Linked DNA regions of Homo sapiens: regions 1 and 3 are each linked to region 2. Evidence: chromatin loops called from intact Hi-C (ENCODE). Cell type or tissue: IMR-90. All regions are shown on one strand.

What was found. Peaks named below come from ENCODE experiments on the same cell type or tissue, not always from the same donor. Only the 100,000 strongest peaks of a DNase experiment are listed, where the experiment ranks them.
Region 1: a loop joins it to region 2, with 6 times the contacts of the local background. A loop is called at or near these places in 2 of 110 quality-filtered maps.
Region 3: it touches region 2 in a loop (5-fold over the local background); 12 of 110 quality-filtered maps call a loop at or near these places.

Annotation. Positions count from the first base shown.
Region 1 is chr17:41,059,742-41,064,741 of GRCh38, forward strand. It overlaps KRTAP2-3 (keratin associated protein 2-3), which reads right to left and starts at 373. Exons shown (of 1, transcript NM_001165252.2): 1 at 1-373. The coding sequence starts at 309. RefSeq lists enhancers at 1-117, 118-692. In IMR-90, a CTCF peak has its summit at 2,600 (motif pointing left); DNase peaks (open chromatin) are centred at 740 and 2,450; H3K27ac peaks cover 2,536 bases.
Region 2 is chr17:41,645,814-41,650,813 of GRCh38, forward strand. It overlaps LOC124904004 (a long non-coding RNA gene), which reads right to left. Exons shown (of 2, transcript XR_007065756.1): 2 at 1,464-3,101. Among named protein-coding and RNA genes, the nearest start is that of KRT17, 24 kb to the left of the region's middle. RefSeq lists enhancers at 1,562-2,437, 1,990-2,139, 2,170-2,329, 2,728-2,837. In IMR-90, CTCF peaks have their summits at 2,265 (motif pointing left) and 2,999 (motif pointing right); DNase peaks (open chromatin) are centred at 208 and 3,048; H3K27ac peaks cover 177 bases.
Region 3 is chr17:41,319,787-41,324,786 of GRCh38, forward strand. It overlaps the pseudogene TBC1D3P7. Among named protein-coding and RNA genes, the nearest start is that of KRTAP17-1, 6.6 kb to the left of the region's middle. In IMR-90, CTCF peaks have their summits at 2,719 and 4,531 (motif pointing right); a DNase peak (open chromatin) is centred at 2,735; H3K27ac peaks cover 181 bases.

The DNA of each region.
Region 1 (5,000 bases), 590 kb before region 2:
AGACACAGGCTGGCAGCAGGTGGTGGCCCAGCAGCAGGGCCTGCACACCACAGCCGTGCACGACGAGGGGCAGCAGGTGATGGGGCGGCAGCAGCCTTCCTGCAGGGAGCAGGGGTCGCAGCACACCGGGCGGCGGCAGGGCTCGCAGATGGGGCGCGTGCAGCGGGGCACGCAGGTCACGGGGCGGCACACGGTGGTCTGGCAGGTCACGGGGCGGCAGCAGCAGGGGTCGCGGCAGCAGCAGGGCTGGCAGCAGCCTCCCCCGTAGCTCAGGGAGGACAAGGTGGAGCCGCAGCAGGAGCCGGTCATGGTGGTGTCTGAGGCTGGTGTGGGTTGGGCTGTTGAGAGGAGCTGGATGTTCTCAGGTGTGAATGTCCTCGTTCCACTCTGGGCCCTTTATATATCCTAGCTGGATGCTGATGACCCCCAGGACATGAGGTCATTTCCTGGAGTTGTAGCTGCCCGTTGAAATGAGAACTCTGGATTTAACTGCTGAGGCAGCGATCCCTAAATCACTAAAGAATGCTTTGTTTTCTACCTGTCTACTTTTTCCCTAGAACGGAATACCTGGTCATGTATATCATCAGAACAATTGCTCATCTATCAGCTAGTCCTTCCAGGCCATGCCATGTGAGAAGGTGCAAGTTTGAAGAATCCAGCCACCATCACACTTTCCTCTTGTTCGCTGCCATCCGTGACTTAAGCATGGGACTGGAATGTTCATGAGTCACAGGCTGGGTTTCTGATTGGCATTGAGATCAAGCAAGAATTTCTTAAAAACCAAAATGGCTCATAAGAGCAGATGTGTATTGATTCTGCTATGGAAAGAATGGCCCAGTGTTTAATGACACAGTGCCTAACCTTGTTTATAAGAAAATCATCACCAAAGCTGCTAGACTGATTTTATTTTAGTAATCTGAGTTGGTTTATAACTCATTAACACTTATGAGACACTTATTATGTAGATGGTACTGTACTATTTGGGGGTGGAGGGGGAAAGGAAAGAAAAATAGCTTTCAAATAGTTTCCTATCACATAGTAATCATAACTTTTAGTAAGGCAAGACAAAGATAAATCAAGCAATTAAAGGGAAAGAACTTTTCTGGGAACAATAAGGTCAAACTAAATGGGGATTTCATTCATTCTGTGCCTTTCTGAATGCCCTTCCCTGATTATTGACCTAGAAATAAAATTGAAATTGGGCTATTTCTTGCTTTCTTGCTTTGACATATGCACTTTGTATTACATACTTAAAAATCTATGGACAATATCTACAAAGGAATCAATTATCTTTCTGTCACAGCTTCTTTAGTTTGTTGGCTGAGGGTTTTGTTTGTTTATGAGGTGGGAAGGTGGCATTATGAAAAAGACAAGGGGAATTAGTTTAGCTGGTGACCAATAAAATAGCTTTGTCTTTTCCAGCCATAGCAAAGATGAATAGGAATACAGAAAATAAATTTAGAGTTGGAAGGTAGATTAAAGATAACATTGTCCAAGGAATGCTGATGGTCTTCAGTGCAAATTTACCTCTGAGGTGTGTTTTGTTTTGTTTTCTCTTTTTAAAAATACACCCTTTGGTCTATCATATCCCTGATCTTTGAAGTCCTTTGAGTCTATGATCCATCATAGTCCATCACAGTTTTTGGAAGACCAGATTTACAAAATGAATTCCTCCAAAGTCGTACGGATCAAAGAGTGGCAAATATTTAGCAATACCACAGGTCTTCTGTGGAGTAGAAACACTGGTGATGTCTCCCAGTCTTTTTCCAACTCGGAGTCACTCAAAATAGATAACATGTAGCAGTAGTTATTAAAAAGTTTTATTCCCTTTAGTGAAATAAAATAAGTACTCACTTGATACATGGTTTAGCATTCTGTTCTTTGTTTTGGAATGTATACAGAGATGCCAAACTAAAAAGAGAAATATGTCTGTAAATCCACTGCTTTTGTTAACAAAAGAACACAGTACTAAGAAATACTGTTTTCTAAAATTATAGGCTGTTAGAAACCTTGCTCTTCCAAGCCACATCAGTAAGAAGGAAACATTTCACTCTTGCCTAGACAGGATCTAAGTCATCTGGACAGAGAAGCAACCTCAGTACCCAACCCAGGTACAGAATTTCAGACAAGTGACTTGCAGACACAACATTCCCCATTTGTCTCAACTATACAGTTTCCAGTGAAAGAGGACCATAAGTCTGTTTCACAGCTCAGGTCTGGTGTTAATTATTTTTTATACACAGCCCTGTTTTTCTTGAGCCTATGAAAACACTATGTCACGTAATTTTACCCCACCATTCCTCAACATTTTATAATAACATTTCTCCTCCTTTGTTTGGGAGGATGCCCCATGGTCCTCAGCCATGTGGTCTCCCTTGCTGTAGCACATTAATAGTCCTAAGCTATTGGACAAGAGATGTATCCCTGGTCTTTACCACATGGACTTTTTTAGTCATGTTATTCAAGTTCCACACATTCTTCAAGTGCATAATCACCAGGATGGAAACAAGTAAATCTGAAGCACAGTGAAAATAACTTGTGAGATTTTTGTAGTTGGATAGATAAAGAATGTAGTGTTGGTGACCTCTTGTGATGGTGGGCCATGCCCTCTTCTTAATAGTTTTATGAATTATATTTTGTTAGGAACTAGTCTGGAAGCCACTAGATGTTAGGAAAATTATTAAAATTCTAAAATTAGAAAATACATTCCTTAAGGACTTCGTTCTCAGAAATAATCTTAAAAATATCCTCCAATCATAAGAGTCAGGGATGGGATGGGGAATATTGACGGGCACAGGGCAGGAGGAAAATGGAGAAGATAAAGAAGGATTCCAGTCCTTTCTCCACCTCTTTGCAGTTGTCTAACTTAGAGTAAATGACTTACCCTTAGCCAGGTTTCCTCATCTGTAAAATGGGCAGAGTCTTCGGTGCCTGGTGTTCTTCAGAGGCTGGCTTATCATAAAATCCATACAAACATGGAAGACAGAGAAAGGGATATAATTAATTAGATATAATTAGAAAAGAAAAGAGTTTAGTTGTGAGAGACAGAAAAACTAAATGATCAGGGGACTGGTGGAATTTGTTGCTAGAATTTTTTTAAAAATTTCATCTGAGTTTTTTAGATATTCATTTGCCTAAAGTCAGGGAAGGCAAAGTAATCTTTTGAGGTCTATTACAGCTTTGAGTTGTTTAATTCCCTTGGAAGGTTCAATGTGAAAGAAAGAGTCGAACCATCAGATACTTACATGTTGCTCAATCCTTCTTTTACCTGATGCTGCACTCCTATTCATAAATCCTATAATCTAGGACTCATTCCTGTGGACTTGTAGAATGAATTTTTAAAGATTATTTTCATTCTGAGACAGCCTTAATCTGATGCCAAGTTGTTGTGGGTTTTTTTTTTTGCCTTCTTCATTATATTTATTAGAAAATCTATTCCTACTGGTAGATGTAGACTATCCTGAAAAAAAATTACAATTTAAGTTTGGTTAGTAAAGCCCTCCCCTGAATTTGTTCCCATTCCCAGTGAGTTGATATGTAGTAGATAGCACATCTTTTGAGCCTGTTCGATACAGTGATGTCCAAATGCTCCACAAGGAATATAAATGAATGTTACTGGGCATTTAACTATGTGCCAGGCATCTTGCATACATAAAAAGTTATAATTGTTATTTAACTTCCCTAGCAATCTACATTGGTAAATGTTGCTTTTCCCATTTTGCGGATGAGAAAACTCGAGAGTCAGAGAGGTTAAGTTACACTAATGCCAAAATTTTTTCTTTAAATAATTATCTACCTTTTAAAATTCTTGTGGTAAAGACAATTTCCTTTTATTTTGACAACTAAACAAACAGAAATTAAGTACCGGCTACGTATTAAACTTTGAGCTCAGTATTGGAAGCCAAAAACAAACTGTGGTCCCCTCCTTGGAGGCAAAAAAACATATAATCTCAATACAATGCCTTATGGGGAGGGAGGTAAGCTATTGGAACTTGCTGAGAGCTCCTAACCTGTATGTGTGTGTGTGTGTGTGTGTGTGTGTGTATGCATTTGCACATGTGTTTGTGTGATACAGGGGTTGGGACAGGACTACTGGAGAAGACTGAATTGAATCTTGGAAATGAATCAGAGTTAAGTAGGTGATGAAGGTGAAGAGAAAGAGTGTGTAAAAGAACAGATAAGTGAAAGAACATGAGGAAAAGCGAAACATTTGGAACTGCAAATGTTTAATAACTATAAGGTCAGTGTTGCTTGAAGTGAATCTTAGTGGGGAGCAGTGAGACATGGATCTATAGAGATGGGCAAAGGACAGGCAGCAGACCACCTGATGTGCACACACTTCCTAGCCACATGGGTAATCTGAGGACTGGCCTAGCTCTCCTGTAACATCTTCAAATACCAAATACTTGTACCAGGAATCCTAGTGCCTGTCTCTGTTCCTCTTCTGTCTTTCTCATCATCTCCATCATCTTCCTCTTCACTCTTCCTCCTATTCATTGCCTTGCCTCCCCTCTTCACTTTTTATTCATCCCTTATCTCTTACTTTTTGTCTCTCTTTTTTTGTTGTCATTTTATTCCACCTATGACAAACTCAAGATACTGTTTTTTTGCACATTCATTTACATTCACTTCTCTGCCAAACCGATTCTTCTGATTACAGTTTAGCAGGTGCTGTTTCATACTTATTATTATATTACATTTTTTTCTTCACTTTGGGTGTCTTCATTGTGGCTTGTCCTTGTGACTATTCTTGGAAGGCTTCCAGGCCATGCTTGTTAAGCCCTCAAGGAGCTCAAATCCTGGTCTTCCTCTGAAATAATGGTCCTGAAATTCTAATGAATTACATGGAAGTGATAGAAAATAAACAGCCTTGGGCCCCACTCCCAGAGATTTTGATTCATTAGGTTTGGTTTGGGGCCTAAGAATGTGCATTTTAATAGGCAATTGCAAGAGATTCTATTGTGTATGACGCATGGGCCACACTTTGAAAAATGCTACTC
Region 2 (5,000 bases):
TCCTGTGTCTGGGCATCGAGTAGTTTGAAGGAGCTCTCTTTTGTGGCAGTGTGAATGCTGGATAGAGCAGAACTGGCCTCAGGGCTGAAGTGGTGGCCTGGGAGAGAGTTGTGAGGTGAGGATGGGACACCATGGCCAACAGGGAGCCAGGCCTGAGCTGGGAACAGCAGGATGACTCTGCATTTTCTGAGCTGAGTAACTGGGTGGGTGATGATGTCACTGACTAGGATAGGGAAGCTAGGACAAGCGGAGTTCACGGAAACACAGCAATTCCCCTCTATGGGGCACGTCTCACCCTATGTGGTTACACCTGCTTGTATACCTGACTCCCCTTCTAGACATGGGACAGGGACCCTGCCTCCTTCTCTCTGTCCCTGGAAATGGCCATAGCAAAGAGTGCCCAATAACTGCAGATATGAATAAATGAATGAACAAATTAATAAATGAATGGCTCCAGCACTTTGGGAGGCCAAGACGGGCAGATCACTTGAGGCCAGGAGTTCGAGAACAGCCTGGCCAACATGGCGAAACCCTGACTCTACTAAAAATACAAAAATTAGCCAGGTGTGGTGGCACATGCCTGTAATCCCAGCTACTCGGGAGGCTGAGGCAGGAGAATCGCTTGAACCCAGGAGATGGAGGTTGCAGCAAGCCAAGATCACACTGCTGCACTCCAGACTGGGAGAGAGAGCCAGACTCTGTCTCAAAAAATAAAATATGTCCGGGTACGGTGGCTCACGCCTGTAATCCCAGCACTTTGAGAGGCTGAGGCGGGCAGATCATAAGGTCAGGAGATCAAGACCATCCTGACCAACATGGTGAAACCCCGTCTCTGCTAAAAATACAAAAATTAGCTGGGTGTGGTGGGACGTGCCTGTAATCCCAGCTACTCAGGAGGCTCAGGCACGAGAATCACTTGAACCCAGGAGGTGGAGGTTGCAGTGAGCCGAGATCGTGCTACTGCACTCCAGGCTGGCAACAGAGTAAGACTCCATCTGAAAAATAATAATAGTAAATAAAAATAAAATAAAATAAATGTTGCTGGGTGCAGTGGCTCACACCTGTAATCCCAGCACTTTGGAAGGCCGAGGCGGGTAGATCACCTGAGGTCAGGAGTTCGAGACCAGCCTGACCAACATGGAGAAACCCCGTCTCTAGTAAAAATACAAAAAATTAGCCGGGCGTGGTAGCGTATTCCTGTAATCCCAGCTACTCTGGAGGCTGAGGCAGGAGAATCGCTTGAACCCAGGAGGCAGAGGTTGCACTGAGCCAAGATCACACCATTGCACTCCAGCCTGGGCAACAAAAGCGAAACTCTGTCTCAAAAAATAATAATAAAATAAAATAAATTTTAATTTATTTTAAATAATTTAAAATTTATAAATTAAATTTTATAATTTTATATTATAAACAGATTTAATTATTTAAATATAATTACAAATAAATATATAATTAAAATTTAATAATTTTAAAATAAATTTAATTTAATTTAATTTAAAAATCAATGAGTAAATGGCTTGAGTGTGTGGTCCCTCTGTCCAGGTGGAGATGCTGGGAGGTGGAAGGCAGAATTCACAACCGAAGGGATTTTCTCCTCCCTAGTCGCCTCCCCCAGTAGTTGATGGCGGCTGCCACACCTCAAGCCAAGCAGGGGACCTGGCAGTGTTCACCCGCCAGCTGCGTGAACGCCCGTAACTCTTTACGGCAGAAGACCAAGGGTGCGTCTGGTCCTCAGAACTGCAGGATGCACCGGCAGCGATGGAGAAGCCTCCTTGGATGAGGCAGGGTGAGGAAGGAGACCAGACAAGCAAGTCCTCCTCCCAGAGGCAGGGACAGGAAGCAGGAGCAAGGGGCCACCAGGGAAGCTGCAGGGGCTAGAACCCAGGGAACTTTCTAGAAAGGCTAGCTGGCCCTAACAGACCCCTGGCCTGGAGGAAGACCTCCAGGGCAGGTTAGGCGGGCCAGTCACATCTCCGGGGGTGATTTAAAAGGCACCACCTTGGGACAAAAGGATGGAAGCATTGACCAGACAAATGCCTGACCCGGCAGCAGCAGAAAAGGATGCATGGAACCCTGTGGGGTTCCCACCTCATGAGGTCGTCTCTCCTCATTCTTGTGCTCGGTGGCTCCCAAGGGGCAGGCTCTAGTGCTCCCCATGGAGACCCCAGGCCCAGCCGCCTTCCAAGGCTCATGCCCTGTTAAACGGGGACACGCTCCGGCCGCCCGGGATCCCCAAATCTGTAGCAGGAGCGCCCTCTGCTGGCCATCTTGGGTGGCGCCTCTGCGCTGCAGTCCCGAGAGGAGCCCGCGAGGCCGCGGGAGGAATGCAGGGACCCTGGAGACCCATCCTCCACCTGCGCTCTGCAAACTACTCCTTCTCCCCCAGGGTCCTGGCTCCTCCTCGCCATCTTCAGCTTCACCGTCTCTAGTCCCTTAACAGCCAGAGCACCAGGCCCCGGCTGGGCCGTGTGTCCATGCCTCTGCCTCCAGGCGCATGGACACAACATTCCCTTCTGAAGCTGGCCTGCGCTGTGTATCACCCCCTATCCCCCATCCCTCCATCTCAAAAAAGCCCTTCCCTGCCTTTGGCACGTGTCCCTCCCCCACGCCCACCCGCTCAAGTCCCTCTGTTAATAAACTGCTAACCCCAAAACCAGCCTTCCCTCCAGCTTGCCCGGCCCCGAGTCTGAGGGTCCCTGGAGCAGACACGCTCCACCCGCGGGGACCTCTCCCTCCTGTCAACTCCTGAGGAGCGGCAGCGGCTTCTGGGCTTCCCACGCGGGGTGTGACACCAACGGGGGACATAATACAAACGAACGAGGGTAAAGTCCGTGTGCACACCTGTGCATGGCCACATGCGGATGTGCGTCCAGGCGTGCCTTGCAGGTGTGTGGGCAGTGACTGCGCCCACCCCTCTGTCGGGTCTCGCCACGCTTAGCTGGGTGGGCTCCTTCCAACCCAGGCTGGGGCTGAGCAGGAGGAAGCCGCGGCCTCGCCCCCAGAGGGCAGCACTGAGCTGTTCTGGCCCGACTGCTGCCAGACTCTACCCGGAGAGGAGTCCTGAGTTTCCCCGTCCAGGGCCTGGGGGAAGGACTTCAAATCTGTAAAGGAAAGCAAGGAATCAAATCCCAAATCCAGGCTAGCGGTTACACTGCGGGCAGAGCGCGAGGCGCACATCGAAGCTAAAATGTCCAAAATTGGGCAGTGGATTCACGGATGTTTGTTGTGCTTTTATTCTTTTTTTGTTTTTTTCTTTTTTTTTTTTTTTTTTTTTTTTGAGGTCGAGTTTCACTCTTGTCGCCCAGGCTGGAGTGAAATGGGGTGATCTCGGCTCACTGCAACCTCCACCTCCTGGGTTCAAGCGATTCTCCTGCCTCAGCCTCCCAAGTAGCTGGGATTACAGGCGCCTGCCACCACGCCCGGCTAATTTTTGTATTTTTAGTAGAGACAGGGTTTCACCATGTTGGCCAGGCTGGTCTCGAACTCCTGACCTCAGGTGATCCGCCCACCTCGGCCTCCCAAAGTGCTGGGATTACTGGCGTGAGCCACAGCGCCCGGCAGTGCCTTCATTCTTAAATCCTACACATATTTTGTAAATATTATTTTGAATCTATTCAGTATTACTCTTTTCAAAATAAAGGCCTCCGAGCCCTCTCTAGAATGTGGAAAGACCACTCATCGCTCAGTGGAGCAAAGTGAGCCTACAAGCTCCCCAGATCGCCCCCAGAACCCCCAGAATGCAGAGGGCTCTGAGTGTCTCTGGGGTTGCCTGTGGCTTTGGGGAAGGGGAGAGCCTGGACCCAGGCTTCTTTACCGCCCGGAGTCCCGGGTCAGCACTCCTGCAGGATAAGCCACACATCGACACGCAGCTCACACACACACACACACACTTCCAGATTCATACACAGGTGCATGCTCACAGGTTGACACACACATGCTCAAAGACTCATACACACACGTTCACACATAGCTCACATGCACATACACACACACATTGAGACTCTCAGACACACACAGACTGATACACGTACATTCACACACAGCTCATACGAACATTTACACTCTCAAATTCACACACAGGCACATGCTCACAGGCTGACACACACTCAAAGACTCATATACACACATTCACACACAGTTCACATGCACACTCACACTCCCAGATTCACACACAGGCGCATGCTCACAGATCGATACACACACACTCAAAGACTCCTATATACACATTCACACATAGCTCACAGGCACATCCACACACACACATTGACACTCTCAGACATGCGCACACACAAAGACTCACACACACACGTTCACACACAGCTCACACACACACTCCCAGATTCACACACAGGCGCATGCTCACAGATACACACTCAAAGACTCATATACACACATTCACACACACATTGACACTCTCAGACACATGCACACACAAAGACTCACACACACGTTCACACACAGCTCATACACACACTCACACTCCCAGATTCACACACAGGCACATGCTCACAGGCTGACACACACTCAAAGACTCATACCCATTCACGTGCCGCTCACATGTACATTCACACACATACACTGACATTCCCAGACTCACACACACCAGCACATGCTCACAAACTTCCCCATACTCACAAACTTCCCCATACTCACACTCACACTCATAGACTCATGTCCACACTGTCACCCACTCATGGACACACGCGCAAACTTTCACATTCACACAACCTCTCACGGGTACACACCTTACACACTCACACAAAGACGCCATTGCCACTCTGGCCTGTTAATCTTACATCCTCATCAGGAAAGAGGAGGGGCTTGTATCCTCCCTGATTGCAAGAGAGATTTCTAGAATGTTCCCAGGAGACCCCAGTCCCAAGGTAGAGGGATATTCCTCCTGGACTGGAGGAAGCAGAATCGGGGCCAGGACTGGGCCTCAGAGGAACTCCCCGGGCTTCCTGTACCCACTCACTAGCTCATCCTCTCACTCCCCAGCC
Region 3 (5,000 bases), 330 kb before region 2:
TAAAGCTACAGTAACCAAAACAGCATGGTACTGGTACAAAAACAGACATATACAATGGAACAGAATAGAGAATCCGGAAATAAAGCTGCTCACCTACAGCCACCTGATCTTTGACAAAGTTAACAAAAATAAGCATTGGGGAAAGGACTCCCGATTCAATAAATGGTGCTGGGATAACTGGCTAGCCATATGCAGAAGAATTAAACAACCTCTGTATTTCACCATATAGAAAAATTAACTCAAGATGGATTAAAGATTTAAATGTAAGGCCTCAAACTATAAGAATCCTAGAAGAAAAACTAGGAAACATCATTCTGAACACTAGTCTTGGGAAAAAATGCATTACTAAGTTCTCAAAAACAAATGCAACAAAAACAAAAATTGACAAGTGGGATCTATTTAAATGAAAGAGCTTCAGCACAGTAAAAGAAACTATCAACAGAGTAAACAGATAACCTATAGAATGGAAGAAAATATCCACAAACTATGCATCCAAAAAAGATCTAATATCCAGAATCTATGAAAAACTTAAACAATTCAACAAGGAAAAAACAAATGACCCTGTTAAAAAGTGGGCAAAAGACATGAACAGACACTTCTCAAAAGAAGACATGCGAGTGGTCAACAAACATGTGAAAAAATGCTCCACATCATTAATCATCAGAGAAATGCAAATCAAAACCACAGTAAGATACCATCTCACACCAGTCAGAATGGCAATTATTAAAAAGTCAAAAAACAACAGATGTTGGTGAGGGTGTAGAGAAAAGGGACCGCTTATACACTGTTGGTGGGAATGTAAATTAGTTCAGCCACTGTGGAACGCAGTTTAGAGATTTCTCAAAGAACTTCAAATAGAACTACCATTCAACCCAGCAATCCCATTACTGGGTGTATTAGTCTGTTCTTGCACTACTATGAAGAAATGCCTGAGACTGGGTAATTTAGAAAGAAAAGAGGATTAATTGGCTCACAGTTTCATAAGCTATACAGGAAGCATGATGCAGGCATCTTCTCAGGTTCTGGGGAGGCCTCAGAAAACTTACAATCATGGCAGCAGGCAAAGGGTAGCTGGCACTTCACATGGCCAGGGCAGGAGGAAGAGAGAGAGTGGGGAGATGCTACACACTTTTAAATGACCAGATCTCACAAGAACTCACTCACTATCACAACCAAGGGGGCTAGTGCTAAACCATTCATCAGAAATCACCCCTGTGATCCAATCACCTCCCACCAGGACCCACCTGCAACGCTGGGAATTAACAACTGAACATGAGATTTGGGCAGGAACACAGATCCAAATTATATCACTGGGTATACATCCAAAAGAAAATAAATCGTTCTACCAAAAAAACACACATCCACTTATATGTTCATTGCAGCACTATTCACAATAGCAAAGACATAGAATCAGCCTAAATGCCCATCAGCAGTGGACTATGTAAGGAAAATGTGGCACACATACACCATGGAATACTACCTGGCCATAAAAAAAAAAATCATGTCATTTGCAGCAACATGGATGCAGCTGGAGGCCATTATCCTAAGTGAATTAATACAAGAACAGAAAGCTAAATACCATGTGTTCTCACTTACAAGTGGGAGCTAAACAGTGAATTCACATGGACGTAAATATGGCAACAATAGACACTGGAGACTATGAGAGGGGAAAGGGAAGGAGAGGAGCAAGGGTAGAAAAACTAACTATTGGTTACTATGCTCACTATCTGGATGATGAGATCAATTGTACCACAAACCTCAGCATATATACCCAGGTAGCAAACCTACACGTATACCCCCTGAATCCAAAAGAAAAGTTGAAATTATTTTTTTAATTACTCTCCAGAAAAATTGTCCTCATTTGTGTTCACTTCACAGTGCCTTCGCCAATATTAGTTGTTATTTTTAAAATCTCTTTGTCAATTGGGTAGGCCAATTATGAAGTCTCATTATAGTATTTATTTGTACTTAGTAATTATCATTGCATATTTTTATAGGCCACTGTTATTTCCTTTTTAGAAATTATCTGCTCATTCTAATTAGCTACCCATCTTTCCCACCTTACTTATATGAACTTATTTTATTATGCCAGGTATATTAACTTTTCGTTGTGTCACTCACACATGTTGCAAAATTTGTCCCAGGGTGTATCACTTTCTTTTAGTTGTGTCTATATTTTTACGCACAGAAATTTCTTTCTATGTAGGGAAATCTTTTTTTCCTAGTGTTTTGTTTCAAAAGTTCTCCTCCATCCCCAAATCAGACAACTATTTGCTTTATTTTCATCTATTTTATGGTTGTATTTTTTATACTTAATGCTGCTATCCATCAGGAATTTACTTTGGTGTGTGGCAGATACTGCTTTACAAAAAAAAAAAAAAATCCTAGTTTTCCTAATTGGGGAACTTGACTGCCTATTAAATGAAGTTTGCTGACAAGATCCTGCCTCTACAAAAAATTAAAAAATAAAAAATTTGCTGGGTGTGGTGGTGCATGCCTGTAGTCCCAGCTACTCAGAAGGCTGAGGCAGGAGGATGGCTTGAGCCTAAGAGCTCAAGGCTGCAGTGACTGAGCTCAAGGAGCCATGATCAAGCCACTACACTCCAGCCTGGGCAATGGAGCGAGACCCTGTCTCTAATAAATAAAAAAAATAGTTTCTGTACAAGAAAGAACAGAATGTAGAGATCAAAAACGCAATCATGTCGTCTGTTCTGGCAGCCTCTAGTGTTCATCTCATGATATTACACAAGCAGCTTCTAGTGTTTCCTTTAGAAGCACTCACAAGACAGGCTCTGACACTAGATTCACCAGAAGCAACTCAACAAAAATTTGGTTTGATGAGAGAAGCTTATTATATTTACATGGAACTAATTTAAACCATGCATCCAATTAACGATCTCTTAGCAAAGGAGACACATTATCAGTCCCTCCCTCATGCCAGGCCCTGCTGTGAGCACTTTATACGTGTTTTCTTGGTTAATGCTCAAGATAGCTCAACACAAGTATTAATATCCTTATTTTGTGCATGAAGAAACTGGAGCTCATGGTGATCAATTACTTTACCCAGACAATGCAGAGCTTGGATTTGAACCCAGATCTGTCTGTTTCTGAAGCCCATCTTCCCTCCTCTATGTCTGGCTTTCTGAGAGAACCACAGAAAATTGCAAAGGCCCTGAGGCAGGAGCGTGATTGGCATGCTTGAGGCCCAGAGGGGAAGTCTGCATCTGGTCTGGTCTGGTGTGAGCAGGGGAGAGCGGCAGACAGCTCAGGGGAAGAAGAAGGCCCAGGTTCAATGACCTGAGGCCGTTGCAAGGCTCTAGCTGTCACTCAGAGGAGATGGAGAGCCAGCAGAGGGTCCTGGGTAGAGGAAGGCTCAGCTGTGGCTCAGGCGTTAACCATTCACTGCCCTCTGTCCTCTGCCTTCAACCCTCAACTTTTTGCCTCTCCACTCCACCATGCTGGGTGGGGAGGGCTGAAGTTAGGGAGCACCCACAGAGGCTCTGATGCTGGCCCTGGGACCCAGGAGTGAGAGTGATGAGGAACTGGCTGCACACATGAGTAGGGCAGCCGGATCTGGCCAGAGAAGCAACACATGCACCCTTTATCTTGGACCCCTCACCCTGGCTCCCTCTGAGTTGCAGGGATGCCCAGCTGGGCTGCCAGCGGACATGGGGCCTCACTATGCTGACATCTACAAAGGCACTGATCGCCTTGGGATTCTGCAGTGAGTCCTCATCCCTTAAAGCACCAATCTCAGCTCAGGGATGGGTTTTGCCCTTAGAAAGGCCTTTCTGAGGCAAGATGTGTCTACCTGGCTCCAGCCAACCTCCTTTTCAGGGCCAGAACTCCTCCCTGGCACCCCTGCAGGTCCAGCCCATGGTCGTTGTTAGGCCAGAGGTGCGTGGCCCATCTAGGGAGCGTGGTTCATCTAGGGAGCGGGTGGGAATGGAGAGAGGGCTAGGTCAGGCCCCTGGGCTCTCAGCAGTTCTGTCTCCAAGTTAGCACAAGAGGAGGGGGGCAGCCTGAGGGTCTGGCCCTGTCCACTTTCTGAGATCCAAGGGTTGTGGCCACAGGGTGAGGGGATGCTTGGCCCAGCCTGGGGGCAGTTGTCCGGCAGATCTCTGAGGGCCCACCTGCCTGTCTTCTTCCCCATTCCCCATGGGGAAGGGCATGGGGAGAATGAGGGCTGTGGCCCTGGGGGAATGGGGGAGAAGATGGGTAGGGCCATGTTCTGGGCGTCTCACGGTGAGACCAGGGAAGCAGCAGAGCTTGTGGCTAAAGGCCCTGGATCTGGTGCTGGGAAGGAATCTGGGGCCAGGTAGGAGCCCAGCCTGGAGCTGATCCCTCGGGGGTCATAGGATAGAGAAACAGAGGATCCCAGGGAAGGTGGGGTGGGAGTGAGCTTATGGGCTGTGCCACTTCTGAAATGCACCCCAAAGGAGCCGATGGTCTGGTGAGGATGACAGAAGGGGTGGAGCCAAAAACACCAACTCACCTGGGACTCGTCAGCAGAGTCCCAGCAGAGGGAGCCGGTCAGTCCCCAAGGCTCTGCGTGGCTTTCCAGAGACTCTGCTTCCAGTTGGCTTGGACAGCACGGTGTGCAGAAAGTGATGGGGGAGACTGACTTAAGGCAGGCGGGACAGTGGGAGAGGACAGTCAGGCGCCCCAATCCCAGCTGCTGCAGTGTCTGGGAGGAGGCTGAGGGCTGACAGCCAAGGGCTCCAAGAGCCAGGTGAGGCTGGAGGTGGGGCAGGGAAGCCATCCTGGCCATCTGTGGGGTCCTCGGTCACCCATGTCACCCTTGGCATCTCCCCAGCAGCCATCGGCAGCCCAATGAGAGAGCAGACAAGGCAGGCATGTGAACAGATCTGGGGAGTATCACTCGGGGGTTCTGACAGGACAAGGATCAAAGAAGGGCCAGGGTGGCTGGGGAAACATTCACCATCTCTGGGTTGACAGGATGGCAGAAATTGGGGAACAAGCAGGGTGGGTGGCTGGAG